3 separate regions of the Homo sapiens genome follow, and regions 1 and 3 are each linked to region 2. Evidence: chromatin loops called from intact Hi-C (ENCODE). Cell type or tissue: IMR-90. All regions are shown on one strand. Each heading gives the region's core, and the rest is flanking DNA. Links, peaks and the distances in the headings are about the cores only. Region 1 has its middle 37 kb from the start of OTUD4. Region 2 overlaps ZNF827 (zinc finger protein 827). Region 3 has its middle 54 kb from the start of OTUD4.

What was found. Hi-C counts contacts between places; a loop is a spot of excess contacts. Peaks named below come from ENCODE experiments on the same cell type or tissue, not always from the same donor. Only the 100,000 strongest peaks of a DNase experiment are listed, where the experiment ranks them.
Region 1: a loop joins it to region 2, with 4 times the contacts of the local background. A loop is called at or near these places in 1 of 110 quality-filtered maps.
Region 3: it touches region 2 in a loop (6-fold over the local background); 1 of 110 quality-filtered maps calls a loop at or near these places.

What each region holds. Positions count from the first base shown.
Region 1 is chr4:145,211,462-145,223,155 of GRCh38, reverse strand. No RefSeq gene overlaps it. Among named protein-coding and RNA genes, the nearest start is that of OTUD4, 37 kb to the right of the region's middle. RefSeq lists an enhancer at 4,554-4,643. In IMR-90, for the core only: a CTCF peak has its summit at 6,422; no DNase peak of the experiment used is centred there.
Region 2 is chr4:145,885,448-145,889,447 of GRCh38, reverse strand. ZNF827 (zinc finger protein 827) reads left to right here. Exons shown (of 15, transcript NM_001306215.2): 4 at 3,290-3,770. Among named protein-coding and RNA genes, the nearest start is that of ZNF827, 51 kb to the left of the region's middle. RefSeq lists a silencer at 2,345-2,444. In IMR-90, for the core only: a CTCF peak has its summit at 1,963; a DNase peak (open chromatin) is centred at 2,067; H3K27ac peaks cover 490 bases.
Region 3 is chr4:145,228,966-145,240,659 of GRCh38, reverse strand. No RefSeq gene overlaps it. Among named protein-coding and RNA genes, the nearest start is that of OTUD4, 54 kb to the right of the region's middle. RefSeq lists a silencer at 6,294-6,393. In IMR-90, for the core only: a CTCF peak has its summit at 6,373 (motif pointing left); a DNase peak (open chromatin) is centred at 6,339.

The sequences.
Region 1 (11,694 bases), core at 3,977-7,976, 670 kb after region 2:
AACAAACCTGCAGGTTGTGCACAGGTACCCTGGAAATTAAAGTATTTTAAAAAAATGTATCTAAGTAGACACTTTAAAAATATGCAGTTTATTATAATATTTTCTGTTATATAATTATATATTATAATTGCTTTATTGAAGTATTACCTCGGTTTAAAAAATAGAGATAACAAAAGACACACAATGTTGCAATTTGCTTTTAGGCAACTTATATGTTTTTTCTAATGTAAAGTAGGTGACAGGCACAATTAAGGTCAGTCTTACTAAACAAAATGCTCAGGGATAAAAAGAAACTCCCTCGTTGTTCAACAAATGAACATATTACTAGATTATCTTTCTTTTCATATTTCCATAGTGTTATCTACAAAGTTTCTGAAAGATAACCATTGACTTAAGATGGTAAAAATTGATATTATAAATTTAAAAATGAGTTATTGTGTAAGTTTTGTTATCCTTTTCAAGTATTTCTTTAAATTTTTTTTTTTAGTTTATACATGTAGGGGGTAAAAGTATAGGTATTTTACATGTGCATAACGTGTAGTGGTAAAGTAGGGGCTTTTAGTGTACACATCAGCCAAATAGTGAACGCTGTACTAAATAGGTAATTTTTCTCCCCTCACTCCCCTTTCGCCCTCCCACCTTTTAGAGTCTCCAGTGTCTATTATTTCAGTCTGTATGTCCCTGTGTGTCTATTGCTTAGTTCTCACTTGTAAGAAAGGACATGCAGTATTTCTGTTTCCGGGTTATTTCACTTAGGATAATAGCCTCCAGTCCCATCCTTGTTACTGCAAAAGACATGATTTTATTCTTTTCTATGGTTGAGTAGTGTTCATACATATATATCACATTTTCTTTATCCATTCCTCTGTTGATGGAGACTTAAGTTGATTCCATGTCTTTGCTGTTGTGAATAGTGCTGCAATAAACATATGAGTACCGGTATCTTTTTGGTACAATGATTTATTTTTCTTTGGGTGTATACCCAATAATGAGATTGCTAGATAGAATGTTAGTTCTATATTGAGTTCTTTGAGAAATCTGCATACAGTTTTGTATAACAGTTGTACTAATTTACATTCTAACAGTGTACAAGCATTCCCTTTTCTTTCTTTCTTTCTTTCTTTCTTTCTTTCTTTCTTTCTTTCTTTCTTTCTTTCTTTCTTTCTTTCTTTTTCTTTCTTTCTTGCTTTATTTTGAGACAGTCTGTCTCTGTCACCCAGGCTGGAGTGCAGAGACACGATCTTGGCTCAGTACAACCTTTGCCTCCCTGGTACAAGCAATTCTTGTGCCTCAGCCTCCCAAGTAGCTGAGATTACAGGCGTGTGCCACCATGCCTGCCAGGCTGGTCTCGAACACCTGCCCCCAAGTGATCCACCCGTGGCCTCCCAGAGTGCTGGGATTACAGGTGTGAGCCACTGTGCCCGGCCACCTTTTCTTCACATCCTCACTAACATCTGTTGTTTTTTGACTTTTTAAATATAGCCATTCTGACTGGTATGAGATGGTATTTCACTGTGGTTTTAATTTGCATTTCTCTAATGATTAGTGATGTTAAGCATTTTTTCATATGTTTGTTGGTCACTTATATGTCTTCCTTTGGAAAATGTCTGTTCATGTCCTTTGCCCACTTTTTAATAGGATTATTTTTTTTTCTTGTTGAGTTGTTTGAATTCCTTATAGATTCTGGATATTAGCCCTTATGGATGCATTGTTTGCAAAAAATTTTTTCCCATTCGTAGGTTGTCTGTTATTCAGTTGCTTTTATTTATTTATCTACTTATTTAGTTACTGCTGTGCAGAAGTTTTTTAGTTTAGTTCGTTCCATTTGTCTTTTGAGGACTTAGTCATAAATTTTTGCCTAGGCCAGCATCCAAAAGAGTTTCTCTTCTAGGATTTCTATAGTTTCAGGTATTGGATTTAAGTCTTTAATTGATCTTAAGTTTTATATATGGTGAGAGATAGCAGTCCAGTTTCATTCTTCTGCATATGGCTCTCCAATTTTCCCAGCACCATTTCTTGAATAGAGTGTCCTTTATCCAGTGTAAATTTTGTTGACTTTGTCAAAGATCAGTTGTTTTTAGGTATGTGCCTTTATTTCTGGGTTCTCTATTCTGTTCCACTGATCTATGTGTCTATTTTTATACCAGTCCCATGCTGTTTCAGTTACTATACTCCTGTATAATTTGAAGTTAGCTAATGTAATGCCTTCAGCTTTGTTGTTTTTGCTTAGGGTTGCTTTGGCTATTTGGCTCTTTTTTGGTGTCATGTGATTTTTACAATTGCTTTTTTCTAATTCTGTGAAAAATGACATTGATAATTTGATAGGGACTTTATTAAATCTGTAGATTGCTTTGGGCTTTTTGATCATTTTAACAATATTGATTCTCCTAATCCATGAGCATGGGATATTTTTCCATTTGTTTGTGTCATCTACGATTTCTTTCATCAGTGTTTTGTAGTTCTCCTTATGGAGATCTTTCACCTCCTTGGTTAAATATATTCCTAGGTATTTCATTATTATTTTTAGCTATTATAAATGGAATTGCCTTCTTGATTTGGTCCTCAGCCAAATTGGTATTGGTGTATAGAAATGCTAGTGTTTCTGTACATTAATTTTGTATCCTGAAACTTGACTAAATTTATTTATCAAATCCAAGAGTTTGTGGTGGTATCTTTAGGGTTTTCTAGATATAAAATCATATCATCAGTGAACAGGAATAATTTGACTTTCTCTCTTCCAGTTTGGATGCGTTTTATTTCTTTATCTTGCCTGATTGCTCTGGCGAAGACTTCCAGTAGTATGTTGAATAAGAGTGGTGAAAGTGGGCATTCTTGACTTGTTCCAGTTCTTAGAGGAAGTGCTTTCGACTTTTTCTTATTAAGTGTGATTTTGGCTGTGGGTTTGTCATAAACAGCCTTTCTTATGTTCAGGTATGGTACTTTTATGCCTAGTTTGTCAAGGATTTTTATCATGAAGGTATGCTGAATTTTATCTTTTAAAATTCATTTATCTAATGCGTTTTCTGTGTCTATGGAGATGATCATATGGTTTTTGTCCAAATTCTGTTTATATGATGTATCATATTTATTGATTCCTTTTCAAATATTTAAAAATCTCTAATTGGTTTAATGCAATTTCTGTCTTAGTATTATTTAAAGGGGAAATGGTTATTGATATATTTTTTAAATGCTAATAATTTCAGTGCCCATATTTCAAAGTCAAACAGATCTCAATTTGGATCATCACTTTAATCATAGGTAGAGTCTCCTCTACCTATGATCAATAAAAAAGAAAAAAACGATTCCTATTTTTTAGGGTTTTCATGAAGAGTAAATGTGGTAATTCATATAATACACTCAACAAATGTTAGTTCCCGCTTGTTCTTCATAAGCATATTTTTCTAGTCCAGTAAATAATCTTCTATATAAATCATAGAATGACAAGTGGGATAGTTTCTGGGAACCTTAGAGGGTCTGATGAGGCCTCCCTGGGAATCTTAGAGGGTCCGACGAGGCCTCAAATTTGAGATAGGTGGCATAAGGGCCCACACATTCAAAGAGAGAAATTAGACACATTCCTTTCAAGGTAGCCACACTGGTCCAGCAACCAGTGCCCACCAAAAGCCTAGCAATTCATTTGATAGCAGATTTCTTTCATGGAATCTGAAGGGTAGAGAATCACTGCAGATACACAGACCCAAGGTACAACCAGATCACAATGCAGTGTACAGTAAGAGTTCTTACAGAAACGTGACACGTGTCCCCTGAAATTTGGGAGCACAGAAGCTGGTGCCTGGATGAGCCTGAACACAGGAGGATGTCTTGAGCTGCCAGCAACATCAGGGCCAGCATGCAAAACAGCAGAGGGCCCACAGTCTTACATAGCTGTAAATATTCTGAGTTCCAATTGAACTAGTAACTTCTCATAGCAAAATAGGAATTGCTTTCATGAACCAAAGACAAACATATATATATACCTACAAAATGGAAAAGGAGTTTAAGGTTTTATTATACTTTTCATATTGATGAAACATTGTTTATGTAATTCAAACATATATGGATAAAAATATGTTAAACATGTTACTGCTATCAAACCATGAATCCTTAAGTGGCTGTAGCTGGAGGCAGAAATATTTGAATATGTTATTCAATTCTTTGGAATAAAATTGTGCTCATTTCAGCAGCATATATACTAAACACTGGAATAAAATTATATTTGAAGGTGGGGTACTTACTTCCCTTTATTATAAATAGTATTTGTTCTGTATACAAGTATAGGTAAATAAAACCACAGAGAGTAATATCATTGAACTAATAAACTATTAGTTTAGTTGAATCACATACTTTCTATGATCAAAAGCTATTATCTTTTCCCAAAACAGTTAAATACTTCTAGTGCCTTGGGATAGACTGTTACATAAATCAGCCAAAGATAGCCTCTGTATATTAGCCTCAAAGTTGGTTGTTTCTCCACTGCAGGCTGAGACCCATTAGCTCAAAAGCCCACTGACACCAAACTTAAATTTTTACACATCCAGTTATTTTAAAAATAGCCTGACCAAGAAAAGTTTAGCTGCTTAGAGCCTGTCTGCTTTGCATACCCCGCAAAATCTCACCCAGCAGCTGTTACCTATTCATAAGACAGGGCCGTGTAGTTATAAGGCCTCAAGCCAAGCTGGGCTCTCTGACCCAGAGACTCTATGTAAGCTTCCTCTCCAATCTCTCTCTCCCTTGTCCTCCTCCCTCACCAGTAAGGCTGTGAGGGACTTCTCCTCTCATGCAACCCTGGCCAAGCACCAACAAACTTGTCACTGCCTCTCTTGTGGACATCCTGTTCCTTGATCAGCCCCATATCCCTCGACCCCCTACATAGACTAATTACAAATTCAGTGAAAAATTATAAGATGCTGCTGATTATGGTTAAGATATAACTATAGAAAAGAAAAAATTTGTGAACTGCATCTAAAATTCATTAATTGTAATCTGAGACTATTAAGAAAAGTTGTGAAATTTTATATGGATTCAAAAGATGTCAATCTGGGATAGGCAAAGAAATATGTCTCAAACTTAAAAAAATTCTTCCTATTTCCACATGCATTCAATAGGAATGGACCATCATCTTGATTCTCTCATTTACTAGTTGTGGGAATTTAAACAAGTTTTTCTTTTTGAAGAAAACTCTCTCTGAACTTCCAGTTCTGTTCCAATAAAATGGAATTAGTCGTGCTTATTTGCAATGTTATTGTGGGTTACTGTGAATATTATTTGAGATAACAAGTGTAAGTCACCTGCCACATAATGGGTTTTCAAAGTTCGTTAGCTCTCTACCCTAGACATGATAACAACACGTTTTCTTGAAAAGAAAAACTATCACTAACATATATAGGAAGTATTTCATTGATCTTTACAAACAGTATTTTCAGGAGTAATTTATTAAAGAAAAAGCTAACATTCAAAAGGCAGAGATGGCTCAAGTCACTCGCCTGTGAATAAGGCTATTCTTACTGTTCCCTGTCCTTGCCTTAAAAGAAGTTTTTATAAAACAAGTGAGTTGAAGAGTTTCCTTCCTGCTTTCAGCACTACTGTGGTTTCATTTGGAAGACAATGTGGTCTAGTGGGAAGACAGAACAAGGATCTTGGAGCCAGCTGATTCCAACACAGTGTAGAGGAGGCTAGCCACAAAGTCACCAACCTGAGACCCCAGGCAAATCCCTTGACCCCCCAAGCCCCAGTCAAACCCATGACAACCAAGTAAAATGTGCTAAAATCTGACTCTCTTTTCCTGAAAGGAAGGCATCTTTTAAAGGAACCAAAGTGCCTTGAGAATTTTTTTAATAGTGTCTTTCAGAAACATGAATTCTGAATGAAGTAGCAAAAAAGTGATAATATGAATGATAATATGTATGATTCCAAATACCGGAATCCATACAGATGGCAATTTCTCCACATCCTTTATTGCTAAATATTTGGCTTAAGCTTCCATTATGCCAACCATGGTAAATGCTGATGTCTGAAGTGTTGATTCAGAAAAATAGGTATAAGGGATTTCTTACATACATGAAAGAACTCCCTTTCAATCCAAACTTTTACAAAATTTGGGCCAAACAATAGTCTCCATTTTGCTTAGAACCTCACATTGAACTTCAGAACATTTTTAAGATTTTTGTTCTAAAAGTATCTAATCCAAGGCAAAGAACTGGAGAATATTTGTTGTAGAAAAAAAAAGGAAGACATCATTTAGTCAACATGTAGTTGCATAATGAAAGAGGTCTCAGGATGCCTAGCTTCTATATTAATTTATATTTCATTCTAGACCTCAAATAACATTTGGATCAGCTTTTAAATCCATCAAGCTGTCAAAACATACATACACACATCCAATAAGCAAAAATCTCTGTAACACATGCCCAAGGATCTAATGCCACCTAAAGGCAACTGTAGCTAATTGCAAAAACAAAACAAAACAAAAAAAGGATATATGACAAGATATTAAAACTTTTCTCCCTGGATATAAACATAAATGATATGTTCTTAGCTTAATACATTCCTATGTTGCTTACAGACAATACCTACTAAAGTGAGTGACAAATTTAGCATAATCAATTTTAAAATACAAATAGCTACTCAGGGGCAAAATCTGTGTGTTTGTGTGTGTATGTGTTCAGTATTACAATAAATCAAATAAATACAATTAAAACTAGGGTAGAGTCTTTTTAAAATTCAATGCTGAATAGCCAAAAGGTGAAAGCAACCCCAGTCTCCATTGAAAGATGAATGGAAAAACAAAATGTGCTATATACATACAATGAAATATTATTCAACCCTAAAAAGGAAGGAAATTCTGACAGATGCCATAACGTGGATAAACCTTGAAGGCAATTAATTAAATAAACCCATCACAAAAGGAGAGATGTGATTCCACCCATATGAGGTACCTAGAGTAGTTAAATTCATACAGACAGAAAGTAGAAGGGTGTTGCCTGTGGTCGTGGGGAGAAGAGAAAGTTAGTGTTTCATGTGGACAGAGTTTCAGTTTAGGAAGAGGAAAAAGTTCTGGAGATGCATGGTGATGATGGTTGCACAACAATGTGAATACACTTAATGTCACAGAACTGTACACTTAAAAATGGCTAAAATGGTAAACATTATGTTACCATATGTTTATGGTATATTTTACCACAATAAAAAAATTCAGTGCTGATATGAGAAGGATGAGATGCACTAACATATTGCTAATAGAAGTAAAAAGTGATGCAACCTTTCTGCAAAATGTGACAATTATGGAGCAAGAAAATTTTAAATGCTTATATCATTTGATTAATTAATTCTATACCTAGGACTCTAGCCAAAATATATATATAACAGAGATACATTCAAAGAATTATGTCCTAGGATGATCATCAAAGTCTTATTTATAACAGAAAAAAATAGGCCGGGTGTGGTGGCTCCCGCCTGTAATCCCAGCACTTTGGGAGGTAGAGATGGGTGGATCATGAGGTTAGGAGTTCAAGACCAGCCTGGCCAAGATGGTGGAACCCCATCTCTACTTAAAATACAAAAAAAAAAAAAAATTAGCAAGGTGTGGTGGCGGGTGCCTGTAATCCCAGCTACTCAGGAGGCTGAGACAGGAGAATTGCTTGAACCCGGGAGGCAGAGATTGCAGTGAGCCAAGATCGTGCCATTGCACTCCAGCCTGGAGGACAGAGCGAGACTCTGCCTCAAAAAAAAAAAAAAAACAGAAAAATAGAAAACAATCTACAAATTTTGTAACAGGAGACTATAAAACTAAATTGTAGAAAAGCCATATGGAATTGTTACAATTACAACCATATTTATAAAGAATAGTTAATGACATGCAGCATTAAATGGAAAAAGGAGATTTTTGTGTATTTTATCAATATTCTCTAAGTATTTCTCATGGCTAATTGGAATAAGTGTGTACATATATTTAACAATTTGTAACGTGAGGAAAGAGTTGAATTAACTTGCTCTTTGAAATATATCAGGAGGTTATTTTACTAAACTAAAGCCTCAGAACAACCCATGATCACATTATACTAATAGCCAAAACTATATTCTGTTTTAATTTAATGAGAAATCTGTTGAGAATGTTTAAGAATTTTTAAGGGTTATATTGAGATATAATTATCTTTTATTTTACAAAAAAAAATTGAATTTATTCAAAATTCACATCATATCTACCACTGTAAGAATCCATTGTGAGTGGAAATGTAATAGGCCCTTAACAGATTAAATACAATTTATTTAAAACCATCAACTCTCTCCAGCTACGCTTAGACTTCATTTGAACTTAAATGACATGATACAACTTTTAGATGAACAGAATGCTTGTTCTGTCACAACAAATAAAATAAGCATTTGTCTCTATGCCAAAGATAATGCTTTAAAACGTTGATTGCAAGCCAGATGCACACCTATAATCCCAGCTACTTGGGAGGCTGAGGCAAGAGGGAGGATCACTTGAGCCCAAGTGTTCAAAGCTGTTCTGTGCCATTATCACACCTGTGAATAGTCACCGCACTGCAGCCTAGGCAACACAGTGAGACTTTGTCTCTAAAAGCAAATAATTATAATAAAATAAGTGTTGATGGTTTTATTCAATCCAGTAACATTTACCAGTATGATATAGGTATTAGAGCTATAGAAGTGATGGCAACAGGAGGAAGCCAAATGCCCAGGCAGATAGGGGTGGGTCCCCAGTGAAACCACCTTCAAGCCAGAAACAGCCTGAAGGCTGAAAGACCAGACTGCTGGTTACAAATGAAATCCACAACCCAGAGAACTTCTATTTCTGTTTGCCTGCCCTTTCCCAATTGATTCTTTCTGAATAGTGCATTTTAACCAATCAAATATTGCCTTTCCCAATACTACCTATGGCCTGCACCTCCCCATTCTGATCCCATAAAAGCCCTGGACTCAGCCATATACAGGGCACTTTCCTGTCTTAAGGTAGGAGGACAACCCCCACATCTCCTCACCCCTGAAAGCTATTTCAACACTCAAGAAAACTCCCCGCCTTGCTCACTTTTCAGTTGTCAACATATTCTCATTCTTCCTGGATGTGAGACAAGAACTCGGGAACTGATGTGCAAGCAAGACTTGGCCCAGACGGGCCAAGTGAGCAGGCCATCTCCTGCAGCAGGTAGCATGCCCTGAGCAAGGCCCAGGCAGGGGCATCACCAGCCAGAGGTCCTTGACTGGCAAAGGGACTGAGAAAAATCCTGCATCAGGAGTTAACACAACAGACAAAAATCCCTACTTTTACAGGATTTACAATCTAGTGAGGAAGAGAGAAAATAAAGGAAATAGATAAGTAAAACAAAAAGTATGTTAGATTATGATAAGTGCTTTGGAAAAAGATAAAACAGAGTAAAAGAATACAGAGTACTAGAGGGGAGTAAGTAATGTGATGAGGAAAAGTGACCTTTGAGGAGGCATGAGAAAATCGAGGGATGTGTGTGTGTTAGCCCATTCTTGCATTGCTATAAAGAAATACCTGATGCTGGGTGCTTTATAACGAAAAGAGGTATAACTGGTCACAGTTCTGCAGGCTTTACCGGAAGCATGGTGCTGGCATCTGCTTCTAGTGAGGCCTCAGGAAGCTTATAATTGTGGCAGAAGGTGACCAGGAGTAAGGCATGTCACATGAAGAGAACAAGAGAGTCATGGGGGGAAGTACCACACTCTTTCAAACAACCAGACCTCACATGAACTCAGAGTGAGAACTCACTCATCACCAAGGAGATGGTGTTAAGCCATTCATGAGGGAATCACCCCAGTAACCCAAACACCTCCAACCTGGCCCCATCTCCAATACTGGGGATTACATTTCAACATGAGATTTGGGAAGACCAATATTCAAACCACTTCACTGGAGATATTTGGGTAAAGGGCGAAGGCATTTCAGGCACACAAAAAGGAGCCTAGTGTGCCTGGGGCAGAATGCACAAGGGAAAGAACAGGGGGTCAGAGAGGTGGGGAGAGCAGGAAATCATGTAGAGCCTCTCGTAGATCATCATTAGGATTTTGGCTTTTGTTCTACAAGACTGTCCATGAAGCCTGGAAATGTAAATAATTATGTTATTTTATTTTTTACAGATTGAAGATGTCCTGGATAGTGTTATATATATGAGCCTATGTTTTCAGACTTTATGAACACCTTGAAATGAGATAGAAAGTCATTTGGAGGGACAACTGAATGACACACTTCTGGTAGGTCCAAATGTTATCCTTCCACAGGTTAGCCTAGGATGTTCCCATCGTGAAGGCAGAGGAACCAGACAGTGAGTGGAAATGTGCAAGCACTTTTTCAAGCCCCTGGTTGAAAAACATCCCATTGGTCATATCAAATCACATGGCTGAGACCAGAACAAAATCCCAAGGCAGATCATCTCATCCAGAATGGGAGGGTATTACAAAGTTAAAAGGGCATGGATATGGGGAGGGGTGAAGCACTGGGCCCAATAATGAACACAACTCCCTGAGGGAGGGAGCTGCTGTAGGAAATTCTTATTTCTCAGCCAGATGAGAGCCTAAGAACCTACACTAGAGAACACCAATGCTAGAATCTGATCCACAGTTCCTGTGTAAACCATGGTTCTCAAAGGTCAATAGACCACTGGGAGGAAGGACAATATATTAGGTCTAGCAGCCAAGGAGAAGATGAATACTCAGAAGAATCCCTTATTAAAAGAGAGTGACTGGAAGAGAGTTAAAAGTATAATAAGAACTCTTAAAAGAGTTTCATGAATAGCATGAATGAACTAGGAACTCAGCGTCTCAATTAAAAGAGATGTTTAAAGTTGAAATTCAGGTTACTGGCCTGAAGTTCAAGTGAAAGAGATCTTGAAGCAAAGAACAAAATTACAAAGAGATGAAAATCATTAGGGAAATGATAAAGGATTTGAAGGATAGATCCAGAAGATCCAACATGTGAGTAATAGGCAATCCACAGGGGAATAAAATGAAATAATGGAAAAAAGAAAATAATTAAACATAGAAGAAGAAAATTACCTTGAGCTGAAGAAACATACGCATCTGCAGACTGTAAGGGCTCACTGAATTCCAGATGGTTTTAACAAGAAAACACACATTGCTGGGCACGCTCTTGTAAACTTAAAACTTCAAGAATGATGAAAAACTCATAAAAACTTCGAGGCAGAAAAAAAATTTACTCATAAAGGAAGAAAGACAATCTGTCATTTGACTTCAAATCTACAATGTTAGAAGCTAGAAATTAGTAGAGGCCAGGCGCAGTGGCTCACGCCTGTAATCCCAGCACTTTGGGAGGCCGAGGCGGGTGGAACACGAGGTCAGGAGATCGAGACCATCCTGGCTAACACAGTGAAACCCCGTCTCTACTAAAAATACAAAAAATTAGCCTGGCGTGGTGGGGGGCACCTGTAGTCCCAGCTACTAGGGGAGGCTGAGACAGGAGAATAGCGTGAACCTGGGAGGCAGAGCTTGCAGTGAGCCGAGATCGCGCCACTGCACTCCAGCCTGGGCGACAGAGTGAGACTCTGTCTCAAATAAAAATTTTAAAAAAATTTAAAAAAAAGAAATTAGTACAATAACATCTACCCATTACTGTGAGGAAAGGGCTGACATGCTACTTTACATAGACAAAGAACAAAAACAAAACAAAACAATTGGCTAACCAGGAAATAAAGTTAT
Region 2 (4,000 bases), core at 1-4,000:
TTAACCTCTCCAAACCTCTGTTTCCACTAATGGAGATAATAATCATACAGTCTGTCTCATGGGGTTGTTATGAGAGTTAAATGAGATAATGCACATAAAGCACTTAATACAGTGCCCAGCCTGGAGAAACAACATTCAGTAAATGTAGCTAATACAGTGATCATTATCGGAAAGCCATCTCAATATACATTAATGTTTATTTACATTTAGAAATAATCAATGAAATGGTATAAAAAATTACTCTAAAATAAATTTTATTCCTTTTCCCTTTTTGTGATCTGTCTTTAGTGCTGAGAACTTAGAAAAACTGATAAACAAAGGAATATAAAGTTGATCCTTAATCCCATCACCAAGAATGATAAATAACCATTATCACTTTGATGTATATTCTTCTATATTGGTATATCGATGTTTTAAAGAAAAATGGGATTCTACTTTCTTTGTTCAACAAATATAGTACTTACTGCATTTGTATTATAGTACTTACTCTATCCTATTATGTCCTAGGCACTGTACATTCTTTTAGCCCACCTTTCCTTCATAATATATCGTGCAAATGTTTTTATCACCCGCTGTGGAAGGAGCTTATAAAGGCCTCCAGATTTCCTTGGGGTTATCTCAGATTTCCATTAAGTCCTTTAAAATTTTCCTGGATAAGTGAACATACAGGAATTCAACATGAATTCATAAGCTAAAATTGAACAGAAAAGGTGAGGAAGACTGCTAAGATAAAGAACACTGGTGAAGTATTAGCAGGAAACTGACCGAGAGTCAGGGTACTGAGTTCTAGTAGCCTCAGGTCTGCCATTTAAGGAGCTCTAACTTCTCATGAAGGCCCTCACCTGTCCCCCTAGTGGGGGATGGAGTAGAGGTTTCCCAAAATTTCCCCAAGCTCTGAAATACCACAACCCAAGCATCCAACTGCTACCAAGAAATGGCCCCAATGGTGAAGAGATGGCCCTAATGATGTAACAGCACCTGATATGGGTTGTTTGTGTGAAATGACCAGAGGATAGGTGAGCCCCTAAACATGGCCTGGAGAGAATGACGTGCTTTAGAGAAGCATGTCTTCATTTTAGTAGACTAAGAAGATCTTTAAAGCAAATGTCAAGCTAAAGAGAATAAAAATTATGACAGAAAAGTGCTCGAATGTCAGGAGAGAAGGGGGAAAAACTGCAGTCAGAGGATAGAGCTAATACTTCTCTCAAAGGCCAAATGTGATATATAGTCCTTTTGGGAAGTTGTAGCTCAAAAAAAATTGTTAAGTGCAAAAGTCAACAAAATACCCACTGTTTTTCCTTTAAAGCTTCACTAATTTGTCCATAACTAAATATAACAAGGCCAGGATCTGGTGAAAAAGAAGTCACATAAAATACATGCACATAGACGGTTTTTAATCCAGGACTCCCTTTTGATTTTAGAACTTGGGCTTGTGCTCTGTCCTTTTCCTTCTTCCAGAAGCTGCTTCCGGAGCTTCTGTTCTTGGATTAGCTCCCCTCCTCTCCTGGGTCAGTAGATGTAAGGACACTTCTGAAATGGATCTGCCCCACTGCACTGCTCTCAGGGACAATGGAAGCTCTCTAACTCGTGACCTTTATCACCTGGTTCCAGGGCATGCTTTTGGCAGCACCGGTCAGGGTCCCATGGGACTGTGACCTGAGGTCCCCAAGGTGCCTGCTTCTGCGTGAATTGGTCGGAGGAGATGGTGGGGATTCTGTGAGAAAGCAATGAAATGGTCAGCTCCTAGTGAAATCCTTTTGTTGTGAAAGAACAGAAAGGGGTGATGTTAACAGCTGGTGACAATCAGTGTGTTTCCCCACCCCCAGCACTCCACCCCAGCAGAGGGAAAGCCTTTCCATGATCAGGACTTTGCCTAACTGAGTTTAAGTGTATATGGCTATTTCTGTTAAGAAACTCGTGCTTTGGGGGACCCAGAATCTCTTCTGTTGTTTTTTTCAAAAAGCCACAGTGGGGTGCTGTAGCGACAGGATCTCACCATTAACTTTTAATTTCTTTGCTTTTGTTGGTCACTTAACATTATTTAAAAGTATGTTTTGGCTGGTGAATAATGCTTTTGGATTGCATTCAGAATGCATAAACAGCTGTTGTAAAACTTGCTCTCTTGGAAAGGAAACCTACCGAGAGGGGCCAGGTGGTGCAGCGGATTAACGCATGAGCCTTTAACCTTGGTGAGACCTGGGTTCGAGTCCTGCTTAGGTCACCCCTAAAAGAGGAGGTGTCAGTTTTGTTTTGCTTTTGGGTTCCAATCACTCACTTGTTTGTTCAGATCACACAGCTCCCCAAATCATTTGGCCCACATCTACACAATTGGCAGTTCTACTTAAGGGAGGACCAGTCCTGAAATAGCAGAGTGTAGCAGGTCAGCACTAAAGTGCATTGGCAGAGATAAATGGGGAAGTTACAAGCTTATGAGCACCTGCCAGCTCAAAGCCTGGCTCAGGCCAATGCAATGATTTCCTCACTTTTTTAAGCACTAAATTTGGTAGTGACAGGAAGAAAAAGTTTCTCCCAATTTTTACAGGTATCATGTGCATGCAAGACTGGAACTGGATTTAAAAGTCTGCATTCTTTCATTGCAGACGTCAGAATCTGGAGCATGATATTATAGCCACGTTTGGAAAAATTGGTTTCCTCTTGCTCAGAATACTTGGTGAGGGTCAGACCTTGGTTTTTCTCCTACTTTGTTTTTTTTTTTTGTATGTAATTTCGCTCAATCCATTTATTCTGGGGCCTCAATTTCTCTGTCTTTGAAACGGGAATACCCTGGAGACATTATTTTCTACATTCTTAATTACCTAAGAGCAGCATTTTGAAAACTGAAATTATGTTTGCAGAACATAACTAACAAAAAATTGGATGAATGCAAAGTATCATTATTGTGAGAGGAATTACTTGACAGGTTACCTCTTTTGATCCCCAACTAGTAATTTTGTAAGTTTGGATTGTGCTGGGTTTATAATATTTTCTCTGAAGACATCAACTGAGATCAGATGACTAGAATAGTGGGATGCTACCCAAAATAGCATCCGTTGGCCGGCTGCATCCTCAGTTGTGAGCATGGCCCTAATAATGGACTCTTAACCTATGTGGACCCACTTTATGTTTAGGGATTGGCCTCATTACCTGGAGCCCCATAGTGAAATGCTCTGCAGTACAAAGGCCAGCCCTTTGCACGGTGAGGAAATGATTGATGAATAGTCTGGATCTACAGCAAGGCATTTTCCATAAATGCACGGTGGCTAGCTCATTCTTCTTGCTTCTCCGTCAGGTTCATCAGCACCAGGATCGGGGAGAGACCTTTCAGTGCCAGCTGTGCCCTTTTACTTCCTCACGCCACTTCAGCCTGAAACTCCACATGCGTTGCCATCAGCACTTCCTGAGGACAGAAGCCAAGGTGAAGGAGGAGATCCCAGACCCAGATGTCAAGGGATCTCCCCACCTCAGTGACAGTGCCTGCCTGGGGCAGCAAAGGGAAGGAGGAGGGACAGAGCTAGTGGGGACCATGATGACGTCTAACACTCCAGAGAGGACTAGCCAGGGAGGGGCTGGCGTCTCGCCTTTGCTGGTGAAGGAGGAACCCAAGGAAGATAACGGCCTGCCCACCTCCTTTACTTTGAATGCTGCCGACAGGCCCGCCAACCACACAAAGCTGAAAGACCCCTCCGAGTATGTGGCCAACAGTGCGTCAGCATTGTTCAGCCAGGACATCTCTGTTAAGATGGCGTCTGATTTTCTCATGAAGCTGTCAGGTACTTGAATAGGGTTGTATTCTCTCTCTCTCTCTCTCTCTCTCTCTCTCTCTCTCTCTCTCTCTCTGTCTCTGTCTACCAGTATTCTTATTTGTAAAATAAGCTGGTAGAACTAGATGATTTCAAGGTCCCTTTAAATTTGGATAGTCTGCACTTCCATACATTTTCTCCTTGACTTTGTGTGTGTGTAATCCTTTGGAAGTAGTATTGCTTTGGCTTGGGTCTCAAAA
Region 3 (11,694 bases), core at 4,073-8,072, 650 kb after region 2:
CACGCCTGTAGTCCCAGCTACTCAGGGGGCTGAGGCAGTGGAATCGCTTGAACCCAGGAGGCAGAGGTTGCAGTGAGCCGAGATCGCGCCACTGCACTCCAGCTTAGCGACAGAGCAAGATTCTGTCTCAAAAAAAAAAAAAAAGAATCTCACTCAAAACCTCACAACTACCTGGAAACTGAACAACCTGCTCCTGAATGACTACTGGGTAAATAACAAAATTAAGGCAGAAATAAATAAATTATTTGAAACCAATGAGTTATTTGAAACAAATAAGTTATTTGAAACCAATGAGAACAAAAAAACAATGTACCAGAATCTTTGGGACACATTTAAAGCAGTGTTTAAAGGGAAGTTTATAGCACTAAATGCCCACAGGAGAAAGTAGGAAAGGTCTAAAATCAACACCCTAACATCACAATTAAAAGAACTAGAGAAGCAAGAGCAAACAAATTCAAAAGATAGCAGAAGACAAGAAATAACTAAGATCAGAGCAGAACTGAAGGAGATAGAGACGCGAAAAACCCTTCAAAAAAATCAATGAATCCAGGAGCTGGTGTTTCAAAAAGATTAACAAAATAGACTGCTAGCAAGACTAACGAAGAAATGAGAGAAGAATCAAATAGACACAATAACAAATGAAAAAGGGGAGATCACCACTGATCCTACAGAGATACGACCTACCATCAGAAAATACTATAAACACCTCTATGCAAATAAACTAGAAAATCTAGAAGAAATGGATAAATTCCTGGACACATACACCATCCCCAGACTAAACCAGAAAGAAGCTGAATCCCTGAATAGACCAATAAGAAGTTCTGAAATTGAGGCAGTAATTAATAGCCTACCAACTAAAAAAGGCCCAGGACTAGACAAATTCACAGCCAAATTCTACCAGAGGTACAAAGAGGAGCTGGTACCATTCCTTCTGAAACTATTCCAAACAATAGAAAAAGAGGGACTCCTCCCTAACTCATTTTATGAGGCCAGCATCATCCTAATACCAAAACCTGGCAGAGACACAGTTACAATCATCTGATCGTTGACAAACCTGACAGAAATAAGCAAGGGGGAAAGGATAGCCTATTTAATAAATGGTGTTGGGAAAACTGGCTAGTCATATGCAGAAAACTGAAACTGGACCCTTTCCTTATACCTTACACAAAAATTAACTGAAGATGGTTTAAAGGCTTAAATGTAAGACCTGAAACCACAAAAACCCTAGAAGAAAACCTAGGCAATACCATTCAGGATGTAGGCATGGGCAAGGACTTCATGACTAAAACACCAAAAGCAATGGCAAAAATAAAGCCTAAATTGACAAATGGGATCTAATTAAACTAAAGAGCTTCTGCACAACAAAAGAAACTATCATCACAGTGAATAGGCAACCTACAGAATGGGAGAAAAGTTTTGCAATCTATCCATCTGACAAAGGGCTAATATCCAGAATCTACAAAAAACTTACACAAATGTACAAGAAAAAAACAACCCCACCAAAATTGGGTGAAGGATATGAACAGACACTTCTGAAAAGAAGACATTTATGCGGCCAACAAACATGAAAAAAAGCTCATCATAGGCTGTGCATGGTGGCTCACACCTGTAATCCTATCACTTTGGGAGGCCAAGGCAGTGAGATCACCTGAGGTTGGGAGTTCAAGACCAACCTGACCAACATGGAGAAACCCCATCTCTACTAAAAATACAAAATTAGCTGGGCGTGGTGGCACATGCCTGTAATGCCAGCTACTTGGGAGGCTGAGGCAAGAGAATTGCTTGAACCCAGGAGGTGGAGGTTGTGGTGAGCCAAGATCGTGCTATTGCACTCCAGCCTGGGCAACAAGAGCAAAACTCCATCTACGGGGAAAAAAAAAAGCTCATCATCACTGGTCATTAGAGAAATGCAAATCAAAACCACAATGAGATACCATCTCATGCCAGTTAGAATGGCAATCATTAAAAAGTCAGGAAACAACAGATGCTGGAGAGGATGTGGAGAAATAGGAACACTTTTACACTGTTGGTGGGAGTGTAAATTAGTTCAATCATTGTGGAAGACAGTGTGGCCAGTTTTCAAGGATCTAGAACCAGAAATACCATTTGACCCAGCAATCCAATTACAGGGTATATACCCAAAGGATTATAAATCATTCTACTATAAAGATACATGCACACGTATATTTATTGCAGCACTGTTCACAATAGCGAAGACTTGGAACCAACCCAAATGCCCATCAATGATAGACTGGATAAAGAAAATGTGGCACATATACACCATGGAATACTATGCAGTCGTAAAAAGGATGAGTTCACGTCCTTTGCAGGGATGTGGATGAAGCTGGAAACCCTCATTCTCAGCAAACTAACACAGGAACAGAAAACCAAACACCACATGTCCTCACTCATAAGTGGGAGTTGAACAATGAGAACACATGGACACAGGGAGGGGAACATCACACACCAGGGCCTGTCAGGGAGTAGGTGGCTAAGGGAGGGATAGCATTAGGAGAAATACCTGGCTGGTTGCAGTGGCTCACGCCTGTAACCCCAACACTTTGGGTGGCCAAGGTGGACGTATCACCTGAGGTCAAGAGTTCAAGACCAGCCTGAGCAACATGGCAAAACCCCGTCTCTACTAAAAATACAAAAATTAGCCCAGCATGGTGGCAGGAGCCTGTAATCCCAGCTATGTGAGAGGCTGACATGGGAGAATCGCTTGAACCTGGGAGGCAGAGGTTGCAGTGAGCCGAGATTGCACCACTGCACTCCAGCCTGGGCAACAAGAGCAAAACCCCATCTCAAAAAAGAAAGAAAGAAAAAAAGAAATACCTAATGTAGATGATGGGTTGATGGGTGCAGCAAACTACCATGGCGTGTGTATACCTATGTAACAAACCTGCACGTTCTGCACATGTATCCCAGAACTTAAAGTATAATAATAATTTTTTTAAAAAAGATTATCAAGCTGCTCCAGAGGTAAAATTAATTTTTATCTACAGGCAATTCACATTCTAATTATTGATTTTGTTGACTTTCTTGCTGAGCATTAGACCTACCCATGTTTTTTGGAATTTGGCTTTTCAGGCTCATATTGAAACATTTGCAAGCTTTTAACATTTTTTTCTGCCCTTCCCCCATGCCTTAACCATGAACTCATTCTGTCAGCAGACCTTCAATCAGAAACCAAATCCAACTGTTCCAGCTTGAAATTTTGTCTACAAGGTGATATTGAGGACTCCATAGGTCTAGTCATAGAGCAATTAGGTATTTTGACTCAATTTTTGATTGTGAGATTGTATCTATGCACCCCCTTCTCCTTAGGTCCACAGCTTTCTAAAAGCCACATCTCCAAATACAAGTCATGCAGAGTTTTAATATTTTTTCAGAGCCAGGCATGGTGGCACACATCTGTAGTCCCCACTATTCAGGAGGCTGAGGCAGGAGGATCACTTGAGGCCAAAAGTTCAAGGCTGCAGTGAGCCATGATTGAACCTGTGAATAGCTTTACACTCCAGCCTGGGTGACAGAGTGAAACCCATCTCTAAAAAATAGATAAATAAATGTAATTTTTTCCAGCCTCACTCCTGAGAATAGAAGAGTTTTCAAGCTGTAAAACTGGATTCAGTTTCTCATGGAGCAAGTTTAGTGTCCTCTGCCCCTCAGGAGCTGAAATCCTAACCAGTACTTTATGCTTTCTGGATTTTCCATAAACTTTGTGACTTCAGTCTAGCCACTTTGACATTTTTGTTCTATTTTCATTTAGGAGATGTTTGTCTTATTTTTTATCCTAGACTTATCTTTTTTTTACATTTGATCTATTTTTGTCATGTATTTGGAGCAAAGTGCGTTATCGAAGCTTAAACTCAGTGAGCCGTCTTGCCTATAAGTTGTGCCCCCATACTCTGCTTTCTCTGTCATTTACATCAAATGCTGATCTCATTTGTGCTTTGTATTTTGTCTCCCCCGTCTTCTTGAGGACTTTACTCCTACAATTATTCCCCTTTCCCTGAGTCATTCATTTCTTCTTTCCTAAACCACTCCCATTATTATACTAATAGGTTGAAATATTATTCTTTTTATAAAATGAAACAAAATTCTCCTGAGATTTTACATTCTCCTCCAGCTACTTCCCATTTTTCTGTTCCTCTGCTCTTCTTTCTATCAAAACTCCTGAAAGAGTTCTCTATACTGTATTCACTGTCTTCACTTTCTCACTCCTCATTCTTCCCTCAACTCACAGTCATTCATCTTTGAGTCTCCATTACAAAGGCAATGCTTTGCTCATGTTAAGTTTTAGTTGCCAAGTGTGCATCCAAGCACAGTAAGTGGTCTTGAGGCTTGGAGAAGAGTGCAGGGCTGGAAATATGAATATGGGACTCTTTGATATATTGATGTTATGGCAGAAACTACTAGGTACTTACCAAATATTCTTTTTCCTCTTCCCCCTTAGAACTTCACATTTAGGCAGGGAGCAGTGGCTCACACCTGTAATCGCAACACTTTGGGATGCCGAGGTGGGAGGATCACGAGATCAAGAGATTGAGACCATCCTGGCCAACATGGTGAAACCCCATCTCAACTAAAAATACAAAAATCAGCTGGATGTGGTGGTGCGTGCCTGTAGTCCCAGACTTGAGAATATAAGCCACGTGCTAAGATGATGGAACAGAAAGTCAGAAGCAGCCTGAGTTTCTGATGACCTTGTGAATATGCCATATCAGCTGTGGATGGCCTCCTTCTGACTCCTAATATGGAAGAGAATGAACTATTTTGTGTCAAAGCTGCTGTAATTGGATCTTTGTTATCAGCAGTTGAGCAAAATTTCTTAGGGAACAGATGATATTTAAAGTCATGGAACTGGATGAGATCACTTGGGAAGTGAATGGAGGTAGAGGAGAGTAGAGGACCATGCCAGAGCCTATGGAATTCTAGCATGCTAATGTTCAGGAAGAGGAAGAGGATACAGAAAGAGATCAGCCATGAAGGATCAACTAAGTAACAGGACAACCAGCCTCTGTGGTGTCTTGGAAGCAAGTGAAGAAAATGTTTGCCAAATGCTGCCCATAGGCCAAATTAGAGGAGAACTGAGAAGCGGCCATTGGATTTAGCAACATGGAGGTCACTGGTTACCCTGACGAGAGCAAGTTCAGGGGCAGGTGGGGAAAAGCCTGATTTGAATAAGAAGAAGACAGAAAGTATAAGCAACTTTTTCAAGTAATTTTTGCTGCAGAGGAGGGCAGAGACACAGGGCAGTAGCTGGAGAAGTAGGCTCAAAAGAAGTTGTATTGGCTGGGCATGGTGGCTCACACCTGTAATCCAGCAGTTTGAGAGGCCGAGGTGGACAGATCACTTGAGGTCAAGAGTTCGAGACCAGGTCAACATGGCAAAACCTTGTCTTTGCTAAAAATACAAAAATTAGCTGGGCATGATGGCACGCACCTGTAGTCCCAGCTGCTTAGGAGGCTAAGGCAGGAGAATTGCTTGAACCCAGGAGGCAAAGATTGCAGTGAGCCAAGGTCACACCACTACACTCTAGTCTGGGCAACAGAGTGACACTCTGTCTCAAAAAAAAAAAAAAAAAAAAGAGTCATATTTGTTTAAGATTAGAAAAACAATAGTATATTTGATGCTTGTAGGAATGATCTAATTTAATAATGCACAAATGAGAAGGTAGAATTGGTGGTGTGATATCTTTGTTTAAGTCAAGTTGCTCCCTGAGTTTCACTCAAATAATCACTTTATTATGTTTCCATAACTACCACATAGCTAACTTTTCCTGGTTCTTTTTCATTTGTGTAATTTTTTTAAAAATCAATGCAATGAGTTAAAATGGCATAAATATAGAAAAGAATTTTAAAGAGAATGCTTGATTCTAAAAAACAATTAAATATATTCTAATTTAATCTTATTTATATTACATCATTTAGATTCTAAGTGCTTCAAATACTTAGATTCTAAGTGCTTCAAATTTCTAAGTGCTTCAAATATCTCCAATTTATTAGGAGAAAGTATAGATTGAAGAAAAAAAGAACAAAAAAGTACAGTAATTTTGTTTTTTATACATTTGTATCTAAGGATAAGAACTTTAATCTACAATGTATGAGGCATGATGTGGGGGTTATCTTTCCTGTCCATCCAGGAATTTATAACAAAAACAAATACATACGATTTTAAAATAACATTACTTGCTTCAAAAAGTGTTTAAAGTGTTAGTCAATATTAAATCAGGACAGACATGAATACAATGTGAATGTTGAGCCTTAGTGTTTATAATGTTCTATAGAAACTGGAACTGTATAAAGACCAGAGGGTGGATTCTTTAACATGATACCTATAGGCTCTCCAGGAAGGAACTATGGTGACCCCTGCTGGGAGGATGAAGCTCTCCATATAGGGCCAGGCTTAGAGTAAATGAGAAGGTCACAAATTAGAAAACTTAAGAACATGAGGATTTAACATGAGGAAGGAAAAAGAATACCAGAAAAAGTGATCATGCATGAACAGGCTGAAGTAGCTGGTCTTCAGTAAAAATCAGAGCAAGGGCAGGATGAAGAGTCATAGCATGAAAAGAAAGAACTGTAACAGACGATACACAGGATGTGTAAATTAAAATGGAGCTTTGGGTTCCAGACCCCTTTTAAAGGGGATCTTTGAATGCTGTAAGTGTTCCCAAACCCCACATAGGTCAAAACTCCCTGCTAGGAGAAGGCAATATTCTCTCAGATGTGCAAGTGGTCAATCTTCATACACAAAAACTCTTGAGAGATTCATCACAATTTCAGAGAAACATTGGGATTTTAAAAAAAGTCTGGAGAGAGAGGAGGAAATGGCAAAGGGAAAGATGAGTTTTTTCCAGGGGCCGTCAGTGTCCCTTTGCACCACAGTTTAGAAATTGCTGCTCCAAGTTATTTTAATTATTTCCTGTCTCACTTCAGACAATTATACTTAATAGATGAAGGTAAAAGTGAAGAGATAGATTAGTATCAGAAGATTAAAGCCTTATTGATAGATGAAGTTGTTAGCCCTTGGTTTATAAGCCAGAGAACTAATGGATGACTTCTAGAGGATCCACAAACCTGGGGAAAAATATACTTTTTTTGTACGTCTTCCCCAATATTTAAAACTATATTTTGGGGAGAAAAACTTTTTGTATAACATTTTATGAAAGCATTGTTTCATAATAAATAAGTAAAAAGCAGTATGCAAAATTACAGTTTGGTACATTATTGGTGTCATTGGCCTGTTATAATATTTACCAGGCCATTCTTTGACATGAATTGAAAATGAAACATGATTATGAACATCTGTTTATACCTTAATATCAGTTTAGGCTAGGATATATCACCAAAAAAAAAGAATCCCTCTTTTTTTTTTTTGAGACCGAGTCTCGCTCTGTCGCCCAGGCTGGAGTGCAGTGGCGCAATCTCAGCTCACTGCACCCGCCTCCAGGTTCAAGCGATTCTCCTGCCTCAGGCTCCCCAGTAGCTGGGACTACAGGCGCCCACCACCACGCCTGGATAATTTTTTTTTATTTTTAGTAGAGATGGGGTTTCACCGTGTTAGTTAGGATGGTCTCAATCTCCTGACCTCATGATCACCCGCCTTGGCCTCTCAAAGTGCTGGGATTACAGGCATGAGCTACCGTGCCCAGCAAAAATCTCGCTTTTTTTTTTTTTTTTTTTTTTTTTTTCTTGAGACGGAGCCTCACTCTGTCGCCCAGGTTGGAGTGCAGTGGCACAATCTCGGCTCACTGCAAGCTCCGCCTTCCGGGTTCACGCCATTCTTCTGCCTCAGCCTCCCAAGTAGCTGGGACTACAGGCGCCTGCCACCATGCCCGGCTAATTTTTTGTATTTTTAGTAGAGACGGGGTTTCACCGTGTTAGCCAGGATGGTCTCGATCTCCTTACCTCGTGATCCGTCTGCCTCGGCCTCCCAAAGTGCTGGGATTACAGGCGTGAGTCACCGCGCCTGGCCAAGAATCTCTCTTTATCTCTGTCTGCCCCCTTGGATTTTGCTTGCATTGTTGAACATATTACCTATGGAAGCAGGAACCGAACAAAGCTGAAGTGATCCCTTACATCCTGAAAATACACTGCACAGTCTGCCTCTTTTGCCTTAGTAAAAGGGTCAATTGGAAAGCATTAAAAACTTGGATTTTCTCCAACACAAAGATGTATTGTCTTGAGTCATCCTGCAAGATCGCTTGCTGCACGACTAAATAAAAGACCTTGCTGAAGCAAAATGTCCTGGAAATGGTTATTCTGATTTGTAATTTGAAGGAAAATTTAAAAAGTAAAACAATGCTTCTGTCAAATCTTCTCATCCATTCCAGAATCACTAAAATCTATTCCAATATTTTGAAGCAGATCATGAAGGAATCGCTATTTCTCTTCATCGTGAAAGTATTGACATCTGTTGGCAGAGCCAGGTCCAGTTCCCATGTTATCTGCACAAGAACAGCATCAAATGAGGATTTCTATTTTGGGAGCACTTTTAGAAAGTTCAAAGGCCTCCTATGGTGTTGAAATTGTAAAAACTTTATTGGCCAAACAAAATTTCCACTCAAAGAAACATTGATACTATGCATGCTTGGAGAACTAGCAATGAGATTCATTCCATTCTAGATTGTCTTGCATTAGTGTCAAAGGTAAATCCCAAATAAAATTTTGCTTGCAACCACAAAGTCATCAACCTATTTAGCTTCAGAGCCTTGCATTTCTGTCTTTTCAAGAAGTTTTCTTAGAAAAGCAGATTATGAAGTTTTCTTTTGCTATATGGAAATTCATCAGCTGTCTGGAAGTTAAGTCTAATAGAACTTAATTGAACTTGGGGTAAGTAACTCTTTGATAACTTCTACTTAGTCTTAAGATTGCAGATTAAACAATGTTTTCTTATTGGTTAAGTCTCCATTATTTTTTCTCACAGAACAATATACCTTTTCTCCACAGCAACTTTACATGTGTGTTTATGACTATTTGATTAATATCTGTCTTCCCCATTAGACTGAAGGCTCAATGAGGCCAGGCACTGATTCTATTTTAGCTGATCATTGTATCTCTGGCACACAGCACAATGCTGAGCACATAGTGGGTGCTCAGTAAATACTTAGAAATATATGAATGAATGAACAGAAGAACGAACAGCAAGGAAGAGATTTTTTCATAGTCTTCCAGATATATGTGGCCATTTGAACAACTAAAAAATGCAGATGCCCCTATTATAAGGTTTTATCTGAATTAAGCTAATTCCTATAATAATCCTATCAAATAGGTACTGTTTTACTCACTGATGAAGAAACAGGCAAGTCACTTGCTTAAATTACCATGGTTAGCAAGGGGGTGGAGCAAAGCTTTTAACCTTGGTAGTCTAAATTTGGAGCCCATACTCCTAACTACAGGTCTCATACTCACCATTATGGAGTTGTTGGAAAACCGCACTTTGGAGGAAGTACCTCTCTGTATGTGAATATTCGAGGTAAGCAACTGTAGAAACTTTCCAGATCTGGGGGAAATTCTTCTGGCAGCTAGAGTCTGTAGTGGCCATCTCTCTGCGGGAAGAAACTGCAGCACTTGGAAACACTGCAAAACTCTGCTCAAAATACCATGTAGACAGTGCCAGTAACAAAGATGTTCTCAATGATCTGGGGAAAAAAAAAAAGGCACAAATAGAATCTAACTCATAAACTGTTTGAGAATTCTGGTATTTTTTGATACAATCCTTACTTGAAAAAGCAAGCAAGCAATGGGAATTTTGATTCCATCTGCAATTACTCACCCTTGGAAGTCAGAGATTTCATAACTTTCTATCATTAGTGTTAGAGTTGACATCTGTGGAATGTCAAAGTTGAAAAAGTTGGCATGTTAACCTGCCAGTGACCGCTCCAAAAGTTGTTCTTATTGAAGTTAAAAAAAAAAAAAAAATCCATGTACTTTTGGAATGTCCTTGTTAACAGAAATTTCCTATTGAATTTCTTTTTTTTAAATTTTAAATACACAATTTGGATTTATTTTTTAAGTTGTTACATATTGGCCACTTTTTTTTCTGAGAATATAAGTGAAAAAATCAAATTCATTATTTACTAAAATATTATCTGTCTCTGAGGAGGCAAAATATTGTACATAAATTTGTGTGAGTACTTACATGCACATCTTAAAATCTGTGACCCCAAAGGAATTAAGAACCACCAATCTCTCTCTCTTTGTTTTTTGTTTGTTTGTTTGTTTTTGTTTTTTTGAGACAGAGTCTTGGTCTGTCACCCAGGATGGAGGGCAGTGGTGCCATCTCAGCTCACTGCAACCTCCACCTCCCGGATTCAAGCGATTCTCCAGTCTCAGCCTCCCAAGTAGCTGGGACCACCATGCCTGGCTAATTTTTTGGCATTTTGAATAGAGACGGGGTTTCACCATGTTGCCCAGGCTGGTCTTGAACTCCTGGCCTCAAGTGATCTGCCTGCTTTGGCCTCCCAAAGTGCTGGAATTACAGGCATAAGCCATTGCACCAGGCCTTCTTTTTTTTTTTTATGTATAACAAATAGAATTTATTTCTCACAGTTCTGGATGCTGGGAAGTCCAAGGTCAAGGTGCCAGGAGGTTCTGTGTCTGGTGAAGTCAGCTCTCTGCTTCATAGGTGGTGCTCTGTTGTTGCATACTCACATGGTGGGAGGAAGACAGGCAAGAGGGCCTGACTAGTTCTCTCCACCCCCAAGGTCACTAATGAGAGCTCCACCCTCATGACCTAATCAGCTTCTACAGGCCCTCTATACCTAATTCCATTGCACTGGGTATTTAAGTTTCAACATGAATTTTGAGGGGGACATAAGCTTTCAAACCATAGCGCCTCCCTAATGAATAAGTTTCTTGTATGTATTTTATTTTTTCTTCCAGTGCAAGTATTTCTGTTTCTATGAGCTCTCTAAATAGTGATTCAGGGACTCAGATTTCATCCATCTTTGACCTTTTCATCTTCAACATATGATTCCTAACATCATAATAGTAAAGTTTGCCTTCATTCCAGCCAATTTAAAGAGGAAAAGAGCATGGATGATCAAACATGCAGTTTTTCATGAGCCAAGCTTGAAAGAGGGATAAACCCTTTATACTCACCTCCCATTGGTCAATTCAGTCTCAATGTGTCACCTACATACAAGGGGATGGGAAATGTGGCTCCTGGATGAGTGTTTACTTCCTAGAATAATCTGACATTAGGAAAGTATAGAAAGAAAATTTTGAGAACCACTAGTCTCTAGATTGAAACCATGTATTATGACTTTCTAGATCAGAAGTGAGTAGTTTAAGGCATTAATGTATAAGGAGAACAGGGTATTGTTGGAAGTCTGTACATGGATATTCTCTGTATGCTTCTCCAGACCCACTATCTATTCTTTCTGGCTCTTCTTTGAACCTCTGGTGACTGAGCTGTGCAGAATGCATCATGGATCCCCTGTCTTCTGGCTTCCAGTTGGTTCCAGAAGTCAACAGGCAGGAGCAGAGGCCTGGCTAGCTTCCTGCAGGTCTACAGTATGGCAATAGTTGTGTGCCCCCACTAAGACCCTACTTTTGTCTGGCACATTCAGCCTTTGCCAGCTTCCAATTGCCAATCCCTCATATTGCCCCCTTAGCCCTTAGATTTATTTGACTCATGGTTCTGCAGACTGGGAAGTCCAAAAGCATGGTGCTCTAGCATCTGCCA